Linked DNA regions of Mus musculus: all the other regions are linked to region 1. A link is a loop called in an ENCODE intact Hi-C map of the cell type or tissue named here. Cell type or tissue: left cerebral cortex. All regions are shown on one strand.

Evidence for each region. A loop is a pair of places that touch in the nucleus more often than their neighbours do. Peaks named below come from ENCODE experiments on the same cell type or tissue, not always from the same donor. Only the 100,000 strongest peaks of a DNase experiment are listed, where the experiment ranks them.
Region 2: a loop joins it to region 1, with 6 times the contacts of the local background. A loop is called at or near these places in 12 of 42 quality-filtered maps.
Region 3: a loop joins it to region 1, with 2.4 times the contacts of the local background. A loop is called at or near these places in 10 of 42 quality-filtered maps.
Region 4: it touches region 1 in a loop (12-fold over the local background); 6 of 42 quality-filtered maps call a loop at or near these places.

The regions. Positions count from the first base shown.
Region 1 is chr5:43,669,117-43,674,116 of GRCm38, forward strand. It overlaps Cc2d2a (coiled-coil and C2 domain containing 2A), which reads left to right. Exons shown (of 38, transcript NM_001359906.1): 4 at 2,105-2,188; 5 at 4,576-4,699. It overlaps Gm35762 (a long non-coding RNA gene), which reads right to left and starts at 2,827. Exons shown (of 2, transcript XR_376931.3): 1 at 2,271-2,827; 2 at 1-2,111. In left cerebral cortex, a CTCF peak has its summit at 3,125 (motif pointing right); DNase peaks (open chromatin) are centred at 212, 2,380, 3,231 and 4,221; H3K4me3 peaks cover 1,014 bases; H3K27ac peaks cover 890 bases.
Region 2 is chr5:43,835,317-43,840,316 of GRCm38, forward strand. It overlaps Bst1 (bone marrow stromal cell antigen 1), which reads left to right. Exons shown (of 9, transcript NM_009763.3): 7 at 2,145-2,231. Among named protein-coding and RNA genes, the nearest start is that of Bst1, 19 kb to the left of the region's middle. In left cerebral cortex, CTCF peaks have their summits at 1,525 and 2,224 (motif pointing right); DNase peaks (open chromatin) are centred at 1,485 and 2,221.
Region 3 is chr5:43,822,573-43,827,572 of GRCm38, forward strand. Bst1 (bone marrow stromal cell antigen 1) reads left to right here. Exons shown (of 9, transcript NM_009763.3): 5 at 2,756-2,832; 6 at 3,692-3,784. Among named protein-coding and RNA genes, the nearest start is that of Bst1, 6.2 kb to the left of the region's middle. In left cerebral cortex, no CTCF peak of the experiment used is centred here; no DNase peak of the experiment used is centred here.
Region 4 is chr5:44,268,113-44,273,112 of GRCm38, forward strand. No RefSeq gene overlaps it. Among named protein-coding and RNA genes, the nearest start is that of Gm40296, 36 kb to the right of the region's middle. In left cerebral cortex, a CTCF peak has its summit at 639 (motif pointing left); a DNase peak (open chromatin) is centred at 602.

The sequences.
Region 1 (5,000 bases):
TTCATTATCATTTTCATGTATCAGTTCATTATCATTTGTCACATGTGACAAGGACAGAGGCACCTTTAGGCCAATCTGTTTGTTGAATTTAACAACTATCAGAACCCACACACGTTCTTTATCTGCCTTTGGTAAAGAAGGAAGCAAGCCTGCAGGCACCCCGGCGTCTAATCTCTACCTGGATGCTCGGGGACTTGCGTCACCATTCCATGAATCCAGCACACAGCAGCTCTCGCTGTATGCTACTGGGCCCAGCTCTGAGAACACCAATTCTAATAAATCTAATCATGTCTGACAACCTGAGGTTATGAAGGAAATCCTGTTCCTGGAGTCTCGCCATTTCTGACCAGATAAGGGAAGCCACCTACAGTGGAGACTGTGCCCACTCAGCAGAGGCCCAAGAGGCCCTTCAAACCCTTACTCCCACTTGGATTAAGGCTCAGGGGTTTGAGACCACAAGAAACAAAGCCCGGGGACACTTTTTTTTTTTTTTAGTTTATTTTTGCTTCATGTGTTTTGCTGTTTAACCTGCATGTATGTCTGTATGAGGGTGTCCAGTTGCCTGGAACTAGAGTCACAGACAGTTATGAGCACCAGGTAGATGCTGGGGATTGAACCTGGGTCTCTGGAACAGCAGCCAGTGCTCTTAACCAATGAACTGTCTCTTTAACCCCTGGTGGCACCCTTTATAAAGTCACACAGATTCACTTTAAGCAAGCTGACAGGTCATTGTAAGCCACACACACCTCTGTCTGTCATTCATTCACTTAAATAGTCTCTGGTGATCTAGTAGTGAAGAGAGCCCTATGACTTTGAGCTTGCATTCCATCCTTCCATAACTATTATGGACACTTACTTCCCCACGGACTGAGGATTAGGACAGTACTTGAAAACCAAGGATGGCTTAGATGTCTCAGAAGCTTGTCCAAAGCCCAAGAAAACTAACAATTGGACTCCGAGCCATGCTCGTCCTCTTGGGCATCATCCTCTTGATGATCTCTAACCTACAACAGTCCTTTGCTAGCAAGTCTGGGGAAAGGAGTTAGGATGGGGCCTCTACTCAGTACTCCTGTTAGACAGAGCTCATCACAAAAACAAAAGCTAAGCCACACCCATTCTCTGGCTGGGATCTCAGCTCCCTCCTCTGGAAGTGACCTCCATGTCCTAATCCCAATAGCTAAGGAGGAGGGGGAATGGGGAGATAGGAGAACGTGGATCAGCCACAACACAAGGTTTCTACACTAACATCCAAGTTCTGCATTCCAATTCTGCTTCAGTGGATTTAGTGAGGCAGTAGGAGAATCGATGAACTTGTTGTTGAGATTGTCTCACTTTGGAACTCAGGCTGCCCTTGAACTTTCTGGGTGGCCCAGGCTCGCTGCCTTAGCTCCTGGGTGCAGGGATCACAGGTGTGTAATACACAGCCAGCAAATTTAAAGTGTCTCATTCACTCAAAAGTGCCGATGCCCCTATTTGCAAAATTTCATAACTCAAAATGTCAAGGTTTGAGCACGTCAGAGATATTAGCTCTAATATCTTCGGTATCAGATGTACAATGCATAACGTGAAAAGAAGAATGCGACCTTCATTGGCCTTTTACCTGTCCAAAGAGATCTGCCAACATTCCCTGTGAGTTGAACTTTTCCTGCTAATTCAACTTACACTATTCTTTCCTTTTTCCTTTACCTGCTACTCAACTTAGAAAGCAGTAAATGAAATCCCACACGTGAGTCCATGCCGGTCCCCACTTCTCCATCTGTCCTGGAAGCTTCACTCAATACTCACCTTTCTTAATGAGAGTGGGGACCACAGTGTATTGCCCTATAACATCAGGACCTGGTACACAGTAGGTGCTCAATAAATGTTGAAAGTATGAATGAGCACTTGTAACAATAAAAATAGGAGCCTTAGTACCATCCCATCCCACTTATTTCAGTTAGAGGAGAAGTTGGCTAGAGCGTACCTATTCTGAGAAGAGTGGCGGGTAGGTGGCCACTTAGATTTTGTTTTCTGTCCCTTTGCTAACTCTGTGGTGGTGAGAACTGATGTCAGGGAGGAACTCGATACCTCAAGAGTCTTTTCTTCTCTTTTCCTTTTGACAAAGGACTTCACTGGAGATGGTGTGGACACAGAGGCGGGAAGACGGAAGAAGAATTCAAAGGTGCGAAGACAGCAGAGAAAGAAAAAGGTGAGAGGTGATGAGAACCTGTGTCTGTCCGGGCAGAGTGTTACTGATCCACATCACTGATGGACAGACGGCCTGCGCTCACCTCTGGGGAGCCACACAGGATACACCTGTGATGGCTAATCTTGGCTGTCAGTCTGACACTCGTGGGATATCTGTGGAGCCTTTGCTTGTTTAATAATTGATGTAGAAGGGTCTGGTCCACTGTGGGCAGTGTCTGTATAGTAAAGGCAGGTGATCAAGAGCCTGGCAGCAATACAGTAAGCAGTACCACTCCCTCCACAATCTCTCCTTCAGTTCCTGCCTTTGGGTTCCTGCAATGAATTCCCATCTTGACTTCCCTCTGTGATGATCTATTACCTAGATGTGTAAGATGAAAAAAGCCCTTTTCTCTTCAAGTTGCTTTTGGTCACAGCAATAGAAACTTAACTATTATGGCCCAGCAGAAAACATCCCTCTTTGGGCTTACTCCTGGAAGCTGTGGGGCAGGGATGTGTCTAATGTGAGATGCTGGTTGTCGGGCTTATAGAGATGGTACTCAGAATAAAGCTATGACCAGTATTAAGAGCTTGCTTCCTCTCTCTCCTCTCTTTCTTGCTTCCTTCTTCCCTCCCTCCTTTCCTTTCTTTCTTTCTCTCTCTCTCTTTCTTTCTTCCTTTCTTCCTTCCTCCCTCCCTCCCTCCCTCCTTTCCTTCTTTCTTTCTTTCTTTCTTTCTTCCTTTCTTTCTTCCTTCCTTCCTTCCTTCCTTCCTTCCTTCCTTCCTTCCTTCCTTCCTTCCTCCCTTCCTCCCTCCCCCCCTTCCTCCCTCCCTCCCTCCCTCCCTCCTTTCTTTCTTCTTTTCTTTCCTTCTCTGTGTTATCCTGTCTCTTCAAGTCTAGGAAAAAGGAAAGCAGCTAATTTGAGTATTGCCACTGATGGCCATAGACTATGGTGGGCGGTAGATGGCAGTGCAGGATAACAAATCTTAAGAGACTCCCTCTTTCTCCTATCCCGAGTCCCAAATTTTCAGCCAAAGATTAACTCCTGTCTCCCCAGCCTGCAGCCCCTGTTCCCCCACCTCTCTGCAGGAGTTCCATTCCTCCGCTGGAAACATCCCTGTAAGGTAACTCAGTTCCCTTATTAAAGAGCTGCTCTCCTGGAGAAGAAAGACAAGAAAGGGGCTTGTTATGGACTCGCCTGGAGTAATCATTAAGCCAGCCTGGGAGGGAAGGAAAGGAAGCGCCATTTTGAATTAGCAGTCATAAGACGAGACTAGACTGCCGGCTGAGGGCAAACAGACCTGGGCGGTGGAGAGAGCACTGGAAAAGAAGGGGACACCCCACCCCCACCCCCACCCCCATTCCAGCTCCTTGCAGCACACTTCCTGCTTCCCAGGGAAAGAGGGGAGAAAAGGACCCTTCTACCTTTCCTGCAGGCTGAATGCAGCCTGGGGAAGTGCGCTGGGGACAGACGGGAGCTGCAGCAGCGCCATGGGGCCACTCTCTGGCCACGTGCCTGAAGTTTTTACCCATTCTTACCAGTTCAGCCTGTTTGTTGCTCTGCAACCCTGGGCAGGGGACCCTGAGATGTCAGATAAAAAGTGTCTTTGAATCACAGAGTGAACAGAGAGCGACCAAATAAAGCTGCCTGGCATCCAGGACCTAGTAGGAGAAAGCCACAGGAGGGATGTAACAATTCAGTGGCTGAGTTTCAGAAACCCGAAATGAACAGGCACACTCCCGTTCATTTAGCCTGCTCTAGAGCCTTGATGCCGACCAGGGTTTTTATTCAGATGTTCACATCCTTTAGAGTCATCTAATCTATTTCCATCTGAATTTCTATGCTGCAATTCTTTGTGTATAACAATGAGTTCAGAGAGAGAGAGAGACAGACAGACAGACAGACAGACAGAGTATGGTTCCCCATTCATGGCAATGCTTTTACAGAGTAAGTGGTTACAGGCTTGCCCAGAGTTCACAGCCAGGCTGAATTGGCTGTGAGCTTTATTCGGTCTGGCCACACAGACATCCATACCACCCCTGCTTCCTCAAGACTTTGATGAAGATACTATAGACTGTCCTCAGGTGCACCTAGTGTGGAAACAGAATCAGCCCAGATTAGCCAGAGAAGCTTGAACAGTTCTTTCCTGTCGATCTGGAGCTGGAGATGAAGTGTTCTCCTGTGATTCCTACATAGCTTAAAGTTTTGGAAATTATCGTCTTATTTGGGGATGTCTCAACACTATGGTGGGAAGACCGTTAGTAGCAGCTCAGGCTGATCTGAGCAAGAAACCACAGTCTATAACGTGGATGGTACTAGGGCCCATCCCTTCTAAGGTACCCACCACTTCTTAAAAGGAACTGAGCCAACTAAACTCCTGATGTCTCAGAAACCTCTGATCTATTCACAGCCACCCGCCTCTCCCCCTGAGGAAATGGTGTCAGACAAATTCCAAGATGGTGGGCAGCAGGAAGTGGTGGAGGAAGAGCCCGAGACCAACCTCCTGAGCTTGACAGCCCGGCGGGGGCCCCGGAGTGAGTATCTTGGTTTATTTGGCTGGTAGTTATTAACTGCCAACCACAAGCTCAGCACTGAGCAGCATGAGGCTTGATTTGGAGCATTGTTTTTAATGTATGACCAGGAGCAAGGCTGCCTGGATAGGACAAAGCTAAAGGGAATATAGTAACACACAGAGGTTGAGTTTTGGAAGCCCTTCTTGAAGGGAGCTTCACCCACTTTACTGCAACTCTGTGGTACAATTTTTTAGGGTAGCATCAGACTAGAAGCCAAGACAGAGCGTTTGGGGGCTTCTCTATAACCAGGAAAGGTGGCTAG
Region 2 (5,000 bases), 170 kb after region 1:
TCCCCGCTTTACTTCTGATAGATTGCCCTGAATTTCATCCAGAATTTTCAGCCCTATCTTAATCACCTGATAACATGTGAAAAGGAACAAAAGGGCTCCTAACATTAGAAAAAATTCAAGGCCAAACATTTTCCACTTTACTTCTGATAGACTGTCTTGAATTTCCTTAGAAAGTTCAAGGCCAGGCGTACCTCGTAAAGCTGTACTCACTGGTACTCTCGTTCCCCAGCTGAAAAGTTCTGAATTCATGCAGTTGAATCCTTCTTAACAGTCTGCTTTACGGGAACCTTTATTACCGCGACCCGCAGTTCTGGTTCTGGAATGAGGGATCTTCCTTGTGCCGGTCCCGAGTTTTCTTGTATTTTTTCGTCCCGGATTTTTTCTCGTCCCGGATTTCAGCACCAATTCTTAATCGCGTTCTCACGCCCGGCCAGGAAGAACACAACAGACCAGAATCTTCTGCGGCAAAACTTTATTGCTTACATCTTTGGGAGCCAGGAGGGCAAGCGCCCAGTGCCCAGCCCCAAAAACGAAAGCCCCCTTCAATAATGAAACCGAAACCCCTTCCCTATTTAGGAGAGTTATATTTCGCCTAGGACGCATCACTCCCTGATTGGCTGCAGCCCATGGCCGAGCTGACGTTCACGGGAAAGGTAGAGTACAAGTAGTCATAAAATACCCTTGGCACATGCGCAGATTATTTGTTTACCACTTAGAACACAGGATGTCAGCGCCATCTTGTGACGGCGAATGTGGGGGCGGCTCCCAACAGATGTATATATTATACATGCAGGATTTACAAACAACGATATATGTTTATATGTGTCCACATACATACAGACGTGGGCTGAAGCACACAAACACACTGTATAGCATTCAATGCTACACGTGCAAAGCCTCTAAACTTATACACAGCAGCTCCTCCCCTCTTGGTTGCGATTTAAATGCCTAGTGGAAGATTGACATTTTATGTATAGTATTTTTTCCTGTCAGTAAACCTACAATGAAGTTTCTTTTATAAATTGGGCACAATAAGAAAAAACAAGAACAACGAGTAATAAAATAGAATAACAATATTATACAATAATTAAAAATTGAATGCGATCTAGCTTTTAAATATCCCACTGTATTCATGCCTCCATGCCAGGGTGAAATGAAGAGTGACTGTGTGCGCTCACTGTGGGCAGAACTTCTGTGCTGCAGACTATGACAGCAAACCCAGCACATTTCTTCGGCAGAACTTCCTAGATAGATTTTTCTTTTGCAGGCTTAGGAACCTCAGCTAAGCCTAGAGAAGACTTTCCAAGTCAAGAATTTTTACCTAGAAGAAGCTCACAGCTTCTCCAGCATATCCAAATTGCCGGCACAACTGCTCTGGTGTTTTGAGAGCCAAAACAAAGGCTGCAAGTCCATGCCAATCCATCTGGCATCCAAGACGATGACTTAGCGACCAGTGGACAGGAGGCATACAGTGTGGCTATGCTGGCCCAGTGTGGTGTGTGATGCACCTCCTGGTGAGACAGAGTGGAACAGCAAGAGATTTCCTCCTGCCGATCAAGGAGTGCAATTTAAAACTTCTGAATGGTTTTGTTTCTGGAATTTTCTTCTTAGTATTTTCAGGCCAACATTGACTGGCTAACTGAATCACGAAAGCATAACTGTGGGTACGTCGGGGGTGGGCGGGGCGGGGCGGGGCTAATATCATCTAGAAGGTCTTAGCAGTGATTATCTCTATGGTTGAGACTTGCAATGATCTTTTTCTCTTCTGCTGATTTGCATTCTCTAACTTGAAACTTTGGATACTGTTATTATTTGAAGCTTTTGGTATAGGTGGAGCAGATTCACCCCGCTGGGGACCATCACAAACGTTTGCTGCGGGGCAGACATGACTACAAGCGGTGCAAGCGGTGCCATCCCTGCCCCCACACCCTCCGTGTTTCTTTCCTGGTGATGGGTCTCCAGCGAATGCTCAAATGTTCGGCTTTCCAGTGATCCTCTAGAAGGAAGAACATTCAGGATGGCCTAAAGATCTTCAGTTATCTCTGAAACAGCTTCTTCTACCTTTTCCTCCTTCTGTAGTCTGTTTGAGTAAACAAACAAACAAACAAACAAACAAAACAAACCCACACTTGTCTATGTTTTAGGGAATCCTGTGGCGAAGGCAGTGTGAAAATCCTGGAAGACAGATTGGAGGCCCTGGGGTTCCAGCACAGCTGTATCAATGACTACCGGTAGGTGGCGCTATGTATAAGCACTTTGAATAATTAGAGCTATTCAAAGAGTTGGTTTGGGCTGTGGCTGGTGACTTCCGGGTTGCCTAGGGGTGAGTGGGCAGGGAGACCCTTCCTGAGTTCATTTTAATGACAGCTGGAGGAGTCTGCTTTTTCCCTTCAGCCTTGGTTGATGTGTGACGAGATTGAGAGCCATGGGCTGTGGTCACTATATCTTTAAACCACAGTACAAAAGATACTAAGCTGAGCATTTGTTTGACAGATGGGTCTTAACCATAGATACTAAGAAATAAGTCATATCAATCACTGTCTATTGAGACACTGTGACCTGAACTTTATATACTGTGACTTGGGTGTCATCAAGGGCTTTTTCTACACAGATGTTAGCAAAGACTGGCTCTAAGCCTGGGGTGGTTGTAATCTCTTCTGGACCCAGAATTCCTGCCTCTGCTCCTCTCTAACTGCCCCCCCCCCCGCCGCCACCCCGATCCCTTTTAAAGATAAGGTTTCTCTGTATAGTCTTGGCTGTTCTTAAACTCAGAGATCTACTTGTCTCTGTCTCCTGAACACTGGAATTAATGGCATGTGCTCTTACCAGCACTTCAGCTCGTAAGTGTGCAAGCTGAATAGGTTTTCAGTTCAACACTGAAAGGCCTTCTTAGACACTAATGGGTGTGTCTAGGCAGAATGTCCTGGAGTATTCTTGCCCGGCACCATAACGTTGCTGCCTTCTGCCTTCCCAAAGCTGTATGAACTGCACCATTCTCCCAATTGATTACAACCTCAGGATGTGTGGGTGACGTCATCTGTGAGTGACGCCATCCCTGTTCCAGGCCTCCATGACTCTCACCTGTGCCCCTTTACTTATGATTGCTCATGCTGACACAAATGCAAACGCAGGTGCCATCTACCATCCACTTTAGAAGCAAATACACTTTTCTGGACATATAGCCTGTATACAGGGAAATGTATACATTTCCCTACACAGTTCAGTGTGCAGCAGCTCAGCTTTCCAGTTATCCTCTAGAGGGAAGATCCCCTAGTGTCTTGAAGAGTCCCTGTTTGTCACAGCTGTCTGCTCCTGTGGTATCACTGGCTAGATTTGTAGCGTTGTGAGTTAGTTTTGTCTGTCTTTGGGCTGTAAATATTCTCTGTTTGTAGATGAATTACGAAGTTTAATAACTGGCTCAAGGTCAATACTCAAGATCAGAGTTGATTTTTGAACCTGACTTTGTGTAGTCTTGAAGCAAACATCTCCCCAGCACTTCCTACTAATGTTCCCACCTGTGTTAAAGTACCATGTGTTAGAAATACTTCTACATGGGCAATTCTTACTGCATTACAGCTCAACGATGAGGACAGATTTCAGTTACCACCACTTTTTTCTGGCCCAAGAACTCTCTAGAAAGGCTCTTTTTTCAATCTCTAGCCAACACTGTAGCAGTCAGGCCAGACCCCAAAGCCCTTTCCCCCATCACAGCTGACTTGGGTCTCAGTTTATGTCCCTCCTCCCTTGTGTGGCGTCCACTTCTTCTGGCTGCTGGCTCTGGGACTCCAAGCTTCACTCAGCTCCTGCAGGCTCCTGTTCTGTGTTGTGGCCTTTCTGTTGCTCCAGGGTAGCAAAGAATCTAAGGTTTGAATATAAATGAAGATCAACCCAAACATAGGTAAGACTCTCCTGACCCTCAGCGTTCAGTGGAATGGCCTTTCGTCTTGAGTCAGCCCAAGTTCACATAAGGGTCTTTGGTGACACTGGCAGAGCCTTATCTCTACACAGACTCTTTCTTCTTGGTTGGTTTCTTCCAATACCACAATGGATCAGACTCCACAAAATTCAAAGTCTGTCTTGGTCAAAAGACAATAACAACCGAATTTATTTCTTTTTAAATATGTTTGGACAGATTGCATCTGTTGACACTCAGGAGGCCAGGGTGGTAGGATCACTAGAGCCCAGAAGTTCAAGAGTAGCCTAGGCATCCTAGTGAGATACTATCTGCAAAACCCACTAGCCATAAAATGTATGTATACAGACTAAACTTCACTGTAAGTAGGCGACTCTAAGCGGGGACTACAGCGCCTGCAGTGCATGCCTGTGTAACTCTTCCATGTCTTCCAATTCTTTCCAGTCATCTGGTCATAGAGGTGTTGTCTTAGTCTGCCTTGTATTTCACGCCTTCTGTGTCACTGTCACCTGCCCCTGCTTCTGTTGCTGCCTTCCTTCCCTCCTGGTTGCCCTGGAACTTCACATTTTCTGCCTCGATTATACTAGGCAATGAGCATTCTCAATTGGGCTATTGCTCACGTGCTTTTCGTTCAACCTTCTGTCCAAGCACACATCAAGGAGTTTTCCTAATAAAGTAGGAGGTGCAGGCAGGAAGGGTCTGGATTAGCCTACCACATTCAAGGATAGATCTCTCACTCACCACTGTTAGAACATAAGGAAAACAGTCAGCTTCATCTGCAGCAAATTGTGGTTGAAAATAGGATCGACTTCATTAGATTGTTGAGGGTCGGATGGTATGACCTAAATAAAACACAGACAATATTTGTGGAACATAGTAAGTGCTGGATAAATGCTACCTGTTGTGAGAAGGGTGCTGAGACAGGGTCACTCTGTATAGCTCTGGCTGTCCTGAAACTTTCTATGAAGACCAGGCTGGCCTCAAACTTACAGAGATTTGCCTGCCTCTGCTTCCCTCTCTAGTGCTGGGACTAAAGGTGTGAGTCACCAGTCCCAGCCTAGCCAGTATTGTTTATAAAGGAGGAAAC
Region 3 (5,000 bases), 150 kb after region 1:
GGGACTGTCAGCATTCCTCCTGCACCGTGGCGTGTTTAGTGGTTCAAAGCCGTGTTCATTCTTAGTGCTGTAAAAAATGGCTTTGATTTTACAGGAGAGCCTAGGAAAGTGGAGACTTCACTGTAGGCATCAGAGGTGTCCACAGAGTAGCCTTAATGGGAGAAGAGCTGATGGGCTACTAATAAGTCGGAGCCACGGAAGTGTTGCTAAGACATGTCTGTGTCTCTGAGGACATTGCCCTCACAGTTCATGGGAGCTGTCAGTGGCTATAAAATGACATTGTTTGTAGCCTACAGTCTCTGCCATGAGTATTGGAATAAAGATTAGAAACAAGGAGGGCTAAGTCCTTAGCTCTGTGCTGATGGTTAAATGTTGATTGTGCTGATTGAGAAGCAGGAAGAAGACGGGGGACTTCTACCCCTCCCCTTTCAGAGGTGATGTGTCCTTGCCTCCCCTTGTCTACTTTGCTCTCTAGGAGTTCAATGGTGCCACTGATAGGGTGAAGGACTTTGGTCAAACCTTCCACCGGGGCCACACAAAGGGATTCCTGTAAGCATAAGACCTCATGCTGAAGACTGTATACTTCAGTTAGCTCCCACGGGAGCAGTGTTTGTTCCCACTTTTGGGGGGAGGGTTTCATCTGAAATACAGGCTCTGGTTAACTGCCATAGACTCTTATTGGAGACTGGAAAGCTTAACACAAATAAAGAGGGCTCCGATCAACACTGTCCATAAAAGAACTGTAACACAGGCTACTATGAATCTTCCTGACTTTAAGGTGTGTTCCTCAACTGGCTGCAAGTATGGGAAAATAGTATCAATACTTCCAATTTTTTGTTTGTTTGTTTTTGTTTTTCGAGACAGGGTTTCTCTGTATAGTCCTGGCTGTTTTGGAACTCACTTTGTAGACCAGGCTGGCCTCAAACTCAGAAATCTGCCTGTCTCTGCCTCCCAAGTGCTGTGATTAAAGGCATGCGCCACCATTGCTGGGCTAATACCTCCTACTTTTAAGCCCTTAGAGTACATTGGATAGTTGAAGCTAAAGCAAAGCTAATACCGTACAGTAATGAGAGGGACTGAACCTTATAAGTAGTCAATAAATGTTGTTGTTATTATTATTACTATTTGTGGTGCTGGGGGTCAAAGTTAGTTTCTTTATTGTACATACCTAGCAAGTTCCTACCATGAACTACATCTCCCAGGCTGAAATGCTAGGAGTTTAAAGGTTTCATCTATATAGCCATCCTCTGAGGTAACTGTTAAGACTTGGAAAATTAATCACAAAGAGGTCAAAAATATTTCCCTGAGGTCAAGATTGTAGTAAGTTGGTGAACCAGGTTTCAGAAACAGGCTTGTTAGCTTCAGAGGCTGGATTTTCAACCAATCCTTTCCACAGCTATGGGCCACGTATGCCCACATCCTTTTCAATGTTTTCCCGTCATCATCGCAACCACTGCTCGTGGTAGAGAATAGCAAGTTACACAAAGACAAATGAGAGCCCCCATATTCCCACCACCAAAATGCTACCCCCTTCACACAGAGGTGGTCAGACTTCAGCATCCGAAGACTTAAACTGCTACTGTTAGTACTGGCACAAAGCAGCTGGAGAGAACTGGCACTAGATGATCTCTGCTTTGGAGCACCTGGCATCAGGTGTCATTTCATTAGTGAGTAAACCTGTCTCTGAGGCTCAACGACAAGAAGTCTCCACTACCCTAAGAACAAGACCAACTAGACATCCGCTTATTAATCTGTTTATTTAATGATACCAAAGACTGAACCCCAGGCCTTGTGCATGCTAGCATGCCTGAGCCATACCCTCAGCCTCACGTTATAACATTGCAGGGAAGCTCATCTTCTGTCTGTCTAATCTTGCACTCTGTCTTGAATGTAACCATGTCCTATGACCGTGCATGTCCCTTGTAGCTTCATACTAGTGGTGCATTAATTATTCAGAGTTTGATGCTGTGTTGGAACCTAGTGCACCGTTTCCTTGCTGTTCGAGCTGGTGAGCATGTTTTGGTCTTGTAAGCCCATGGCCCTGTGCACATGTGTATGCGTGCAGGGCTTGTGGTGGGACTTGGTACTGTTTCCCAGGAGACATCTACACCTGTGAATTGTGATCTGCTTTGGCCGGTTATTTACATGAGACTTCTATGGGCCAATGGGCTGTGAGTGGGAGTGTCATGTGTGACTTGTAGCCCAGGTCACTGCCCTGTCTCCCTTCCTGGCAGTTAACAACTTTGCAGGTGTGGTGGCTTCCTCATACTGAGAACTCAAAGTGCCAAACCACCAGAGGCCTGTGGTGACTGACTGATCTGTGGGAGCACAAAGTGAAGCCTTGTGTGACGACACTGCAGTGTTGAGGCTATTTGTCACATCAGTCTAGGCTAGTTTACTCTAGCAGACACGATGGCGTGTGTCCTCAGATTACCTGACATGGAATTACTGAGTCTGTGGATGGGGGACCTTAAAGACGATTTGCTTCTCCGAATGAACCAGTCAGTCTGCATCTCTACTAGACACGCAAAATACAAAATTTTCCTCTATTGAAAATTGTCAATTAAAAAAAAAAAACCCTCTTTTGGGATAGCATTGGAAATGTAAATCAAGAAAATACCTAATTAAAAAAATACCATAAAAAAAGAAAACCTAAATAGAAATAATAAACACTCAAAAAAAAATACCTATTTCTACAGCACAAAATGATGTGTCTTCATTTGCTCAAAAAAAAAAATTGTCTTTCTTCCTGCAGTATTCAAGAGACAGTTCAGGGGTGATCAACGTCATGCTGAATGGCTCGGAGCCAAAAGGAGCCTATCCCACGAGAGGGTAAGGACACCAGAGACACCAAACGAAAGGCTAGAGAAGCTCCTCAGACCCAATTTGATGTTTGCTTTTGTACAGCGTGGTATAGTAAGTAAAACAGTTGAATGATGTGTTGATCAGAGACATGTATAAACAGTTAAACTGTTAAGAGCAGACCAATACCCTGGCAAGTCTCCAAAGGTAGATGGTAAGAAGAACTCCTGGAGGGACAGGCCGGTAGGCAGTGCTTGCTGTGTAAACACAAGGGCATCGGTTTGATCCCTAGAACTCTAGTACAATATCTGGGAGTGGCGGCACATTTGTAATCCAAATGCTGTGGGGGCAGAGACAAGTAGACGTCTAGGGCTCACTATTCCAGACAGACTAGTCTACTTGGAGGGTTCCAGGATATCATGAGAGACTAGACAGTGCCCAATTTTGTTCTCCAGTGTACATACACTCACACACATACAAATGTGCACCCTCATACACATAAACATGTGCATGCACTCAACGTGTAAAATGAGCACTAGAAACTCTTTTCAGGGGAGACAGGGTCTCTCTGAATTAGCCCCAACTGTTCTGGAATTCACTATGTAGGCCAGACTGGCCGTAAACTCAAAGAGATCTACCTGCCTCTATTTCCTGAATGCTGGATTTAAAGGCATGCACTACCACAACTGGCTTTCCTGGGAACTTTTCAAAACTTTAATGTATAAACAAACTAATGGCCAAAATGGATTAGTTGTTACATTGTGTTAAGACTTGAAGAAGTGTTCTCTTAGGTTGAAGGCAGGACTCAATGTCAGAGAACTTGCCTAGCGTGTACAGACTCAAAGCCAAGGAAGAACAGATGAAAATAAATGTCCTCCTTGTCTCCCAGGTTTTTTGCAGATTTTGAAATCCCGTACTTACAAAAGGATAAAGTCACAAGAATAGAGATCTGGGTTATGCATGACGTTGGAGGGCCCAATGTGTAAGTTTTGGGGCTTGGGGCGGTAGCTGTGAGGTCTTGCTTTGCTTGGATGTGATATGATCGTGGCCCCTTTGCTCTGAGCATGCCAGCCTCTGATTCTAATGTGACTGGTGAGGAAGGAGAACCGATGAGAAGGCCAGCGTGCTCCTAGCCTGGCACCATGCTGATTTTTATGAGTGGCATTGGGAGTTATGGATAAATGAGTTTCTTACATATTTCTGAGGGTCAAAGCCAGCTTCTTTTTCCTGTCACCTGAAGGCTCAATACCCTCACCAAAGCTTTCAAGATCATCCCAGGGCTAGTCTATGAGGAAGCCTTTGCTCTCTGTAGAGCAACCACTTCTGTAAGTAGGTGCTGGCTGACTGGTGAGGACCAGACTTCAGAGAACTACAGCTTCTCAAAACGACTTGAGTTTACATATAAGCAAGGGTGGAGCTCATCTTTTCCATGTCTGAACACCACTGCCAAGGAGCCTAAAGACCCCCTAACTACCTCGTCAACTTGCTTATAGTTTTCAAACAGTTCTACCTGCTGTTTTAAATTTTGCCAAATTAAAACGTTAAACCCATTTGGTCCAGAAGCTTGGCAGTAGGGCCACAGTTTGTTTCCAGCTAAGCAGCCATGAGGGGGCTTCAGAGGAGAGGCCTGCTCTTCAAAGCCTTGATGTCACATGTAGGGGAATATTGCCAAACTCAAGGATGCATATGACACAGAATTTGTGTGTCGAGAGAACCTTGAAAAGTTCCCTTTCAAATATGGCCTAAGTCTCACCTCATGATGGCTTACCATCCCCAGTTGGGTAACAGATTGCAACAACTTCAGAAACTGTGTATTACATAAGTTTTACCAAGATCTGCATTTTTCTTCCTAGAAAATAAACTATGCTTAATGTTGCATGAAAATCATTATACTTTGGGTTTTTTTAAAATTGCCTTTTATAGAAGTTTCTCTTTTTCAACTGGTTATGTTGTTATATCTACTAGATTTTGTCCTTTGACCCTGCATTTGGGAAATGTCATTTTAACATCTCAGGTCCTCGCCTCTGTGGTAGGAGGAATTCAAACGTGATCAGAACACCTGCTTGTAATATTTGATCCACAAGACGCAACTGCTTGCAGGTTATGAGCTCGCTAGCGCCCACTTGGATGTCTCAGATTCTAAGGAAAGCAATGAAGCTTAGCACTAATGAATTGTGTCACCATAGGGATTACGTTCA
Region 4 (5,000 bases), 600 kb after region 1:
AGGAAGCAGGAACTGATGCAGAGGCCATGGAGGGATGTTCTTTACTGGCTTGCCTCCCCTGGCTTGCTCAGCCTGCTCTCTTATAGAATCCAAGACTACCAGCCCAGAGATGGCACCACCCACAAGGGGCCTTTCCCCCTTGATCACTAATTGAGAAAATGCCTTACAGTTGGATCTCATGGAGGCATTTCCTCAACTGAAGCTCCTTTCTCTGTGATATCTCCAGCTGTGTCAAGTTGACACAAAACTAGCCAGTACAGTCCCCCATACCCTCCTACTCACGCCCCAACCCACCCATTCCCACTTTTTGGCCCTGGCATTCCCCTGTACTGGGGCATATAAAGTTTGCATGTCCAATGGGCCTCTCTTTCCAGTGATGGCCGACTAGGCCATCTTTTGATACATATGCAGCTAGAGTCAAGAGCTCCGGGGTACTGGTTAGTTCATAATGTTGATCCACCTATAGGGTTGCAGATCCCTTTAGCTCCTTGGCTACTTTCTCTAGCTCCTCCATTGGGAGCCCTGTGATCCATCGAATCTCCTTTCATTGTTGGGTTTTCACAGTTGCTCTTGGAGCTTCTGACAGCAGAGATGGCCTGTCTCCTTATATGCTGTTACGTGCTGCCATCTAGTGAGAGTTGTGTCTGAATTTTACTAAAATCTATGAGTCCTTCAAATAAAGTAATAGTTTAGGGTAAAAACACAGATATATTTAAGATTTTTCTGGGCAACAGAAGATATAAAGCCTATAGTATATGGGTTTTTTAAAAGTGCTATTAGCATATAGAAAGCTCTGTTTTTAGATTTTTAGAAAATTTGGGTACATGTTAAGTTTTGAAGATATTGCCTCCTTATATATAGCTTGCTCTGCTGTGAAACTTGTTATCATTCTTTTCATTCTCAGAAGAGGCGGACATTTAGAAAAACAGGGGATGTTTTCTGGAAAAACAGCCATCATTTATACTTCTCCCCCTCTCCAGTATTTACTGCCACTTATGTCATCCCTGGCCCCCACATCCCTCCATCTCTGTCTGCCTAATTGTGGAGGTCTATTTAATTTCTCAGCAATGTCTTTAGGGTTTGAAATTTCCACTCATGAAAAGGAGAGTCACAAGCAGGTCATGGATTCCTGGATTTACTCATCTAGGCATGACCTGAGAATTAAAAAAGATATACTTTCTTCACATCATAGAACACACACACACACACACACACACACACACACACCACACACCTACATACTACACACACATACACACACACACACACACCACACACCTACACACTACACACACATATACACACACACACCACACACACATACACACACTACACACACACACACACCACACCTACACACTACACACACATACACACACACACACACCACACACACACACACACACACACACACACACACACACACACACACACCTAGCCAGGCCTTGTGGTGTTCTCTGTTTCTGAGCTGAGATTAAGCTGCGTGGCTGTAGAGGCTCCAGGCACTAGGCTATGTCCTTATCCTGGTTGGGAGAGCTTGAGAAGGATGAACTGGGATGGGAAAGAAATGCAATTCACCAAGACAAAGATGCAGTGGATGTGATCTCTCAGGAGCACCTAGCGTGGTCCATAGCTATGAAGACATGTCCATCAACATAGCCTTGTCAGGGAGATCAGGCGATGTCTTTGGCCAGGGTGCTCAGGCAAGGAAAGACAAGATTAAAATTATAGGTCAGCATCTACCCTTTCTCTCTTGACATAAATGGAGATGCCCAACTCATGGGCCCCACAGCCTAGCCATCCACCAGGACTCTAGAAACAAATGACTTTCCATGCAAGCCTTCATTAGCAACTTTTCACACTGTGACAGCAAAATATGATTAAAGAAAGTTAAGGAAGGGAGGAAGGAAGGAAGGAAGGAAGGAAGGAAGGAAGGAAGGAAGGAAGGAAGGAAGGTCTTACTTTAGCTTACTGTTTTGGGGATCATTCCACTGTGTCTGGGAAGACATAGTGGCAGGAGCTAGAGGCTGACTGGTCACACTGCATCTGCACCATATGAACTGGAATTACGATTGTGCTGTAAGACCTTAAGGCTTCCCCGCCAGTGACCCATTTCTCCTAAAGGTTCCAGAACTTTCTCAGTGTTCTCAGCTGGAGGACAAGTGTCCAAACATGAGACCCTACAGAGGATATTCAACCTTCACATTACAACTAAGGCTGCAAGCCATAACCGTGACAGCAATGTTCTTATCAGCTTAATTGTTACAGTTAGAGATTCATTATTAATATCAGTCAAATATTAGCTTTTTATAGCAATGCAAGCAATGTTGGGAGTGAAAGAAGTCACTATATAAAATAAATAAGAAACTAAAATAGCTCTGGATTTGTACTGGTATCTAGTACTTGTATCTTACACAATGTGTAAGCAAACACTTAAAGAATTTCAAGGAGACATTGAAACATTTTCTTCAATGATGGTAAAATTTAACTAACTTTTAAAATTTGTGATGAAGTGCATATTCCAGAGAAATTAGAAAATGTGCTTTTAGCATGATATTTTTATTATCTGAGGATTTTATACAACATATTTGGTCATATTTATTTGGTCATTATCTCTTACCTCCCTCTTCTCCTTTACTCCCTCTGCACACACTCTCTTCTTTATTTTTAGAACTTATAATACAATCAAATAAGCATAATGGAACTCTGATTTACTCAGAGAATGAAGAGACAGTGACCACAGAACAGGTCTGACCAACAATCTGAAAGGAGACACACCACAGACCAAGCTGTCTGGCAAACTAATTTGGAAATGCTAAAAAAATAGAATGCCCACACTTTCACAAAATTTAAGAAATTTACAGTTTTGATTACTAGTGTGTATCCCAAGAAGAAACGGAAATAAAATTTCTGAAGTGTCAAGCTGAGTAACACTACAAAATAATTGCTAATAGACTTCAGCTATCAGAGTCCTTTTAAATTCACGATCTTCATACAAAAACATCTAAAACTCCCAAACCAGAACAACACACCCGGCATTGTCTACGGGGTTAGGAAAACAATGGTAGAATAAGCTTAACATAAGAGAAGGCAGTGACAGAAGGCAGAAACAACTAAAGAGGAAACAAAAGGAAACAAACACTAAAGCTAGCCTTGGTGAAGACCAATGAAAGCTTCTAGCAATGGTTATTAGTATTAGTAATAATGGCAAATGAGAAATAGCAGCAGCAGGATGAGAGGAATCCCAGCAGCAGAGATGAAAGACACTATCTAAAGATATCACGAAGCATTCTATGCCCCTAAATTTGGAAGTAATTTGCCAAGTTTGCATAAATATATAGAGAACGAAAGGATTTATGAGAACAGAAAAATCTAAAAAGTCCTATTAACATTAAAGAAATGGAATCGCAGAATGCTGGTTGGTGTGTAGCAATTTCCTCCTAGCGGAAACCTTCCATCCTAGAAGGAGACTCTTAAAACTTAAGAAGGGAGGCGCATCAGAAACAGCCCCCATTCACCAGATAGCCAGGGTGGTTTCCATGTTTCCGGCTAAAGCTGGAGCTGGCTTCCAATCCTTAGGGGGAATGCCTGGGTTCGGGCTATTCTATGGATAGCCAATGAAGTGAGTGGTTCTGAAGTCAGAGAACAGGGGATTGGTTGGAGAGAACAGGGGATTGGTTGGAGAGAACAGGGGATTGGTTGGAGAGAACAGGGGATTGGTTGGAGAGATGCTGAGTGGATGGATGAAAGGAGCTCACAAAAACTTGGCTTTAAAAAGGATGGGGAGAGTCAGTACAGAAATGGGCTAGCCGTGTGTACATACACACCAGGGATTCTTCAAAAAATTCCAGGCTGTGCTCCCGAGGCAGTCAACTCCTATGGGAGGTTGAATCTGAGTGGCCTGTTTGTCCTGAGGCTGCTCAGAGGCTGAGGAGGCCGGCTCTGGTGGAAGGAGCTCCAGGAAGTTCTACCTAGAAGGGTGAAATAGCAGAGAGTTGGCAGTGGCTTGGATGAGCCACGAGTCTCCTTCGGGTGTGGCAGAAAGGGGAGGGGTGGGTATGAGCAGGGAAAAGGAAGGAAGGAGAAGGAAATTGACTTGCACCGGCTAAAGCAGACCAAGAAGTAAGTGGTGATGGAAATTCAAGCTGGGGGAAGGGAGGAGAATGAGGAAGGAGGTGGCACTTAAAGAGAAAATGACTCTGCTCTCAAGACCTAAATTGTATCTTTATATAATTTGGTTCCCGGCATTTTCTTTCTTTCTTTTTTTTTTTTAAGGAAGATTTATTTTTTTATTCATGTATTTTTACGTAAATGAGTGCTCTGTCTTCATACACACCAGAAGAGGGCATCAGATCCCATTACAGATGGTTGCAAGTCACCATATGGTTGCTAAGAATTGAACTCAAGGGCCCAGCACTCAGGAGGCAGAGGCAGGTGGATCTCTGTGAGTTCAAGAACAGCCTGGTCTACAAAGAGGGTTTCAGGACAACCAGGGACCTCTGGAAGAGCAGTCAAGTGCTCTTAACCACTGGGCCATCTCTCTAACTCCCTGGTTACCGGTATTTTTAATCCAAATCATTTTATTATAGATAACTGAAGCTAGTATGGTTTGAGTTTCATAATGCGAGCATAATTTCAGAAGCAGACCATTCTTTTTGACCCTAAACAAAACCAAACCTCATATTAGCTTGAATTTATTATAGTGTTAATATTATTTACTCCTTGAAAATGGGCTAATTCTAATTAAAATTGTGGTTTTTTTCTGCTCTAGAATGACCGGATATTGCATCCTATTACATTATTAAAATCATTTGCATGGTAATTATGGCTTAGATGTACTGGTGATTGACATTGTTTGCATTCTGGTAATGTTGTACAGTGGTTGTTCATTAATCACCGGCAAACTTTGCCAGATGGCACTGTTAAGGAAGTATGCACTTCTACTAAATGTATTTTCATTATAGTTCCTAAACGAATGGTTCCTAAACCAATGGTCCAGT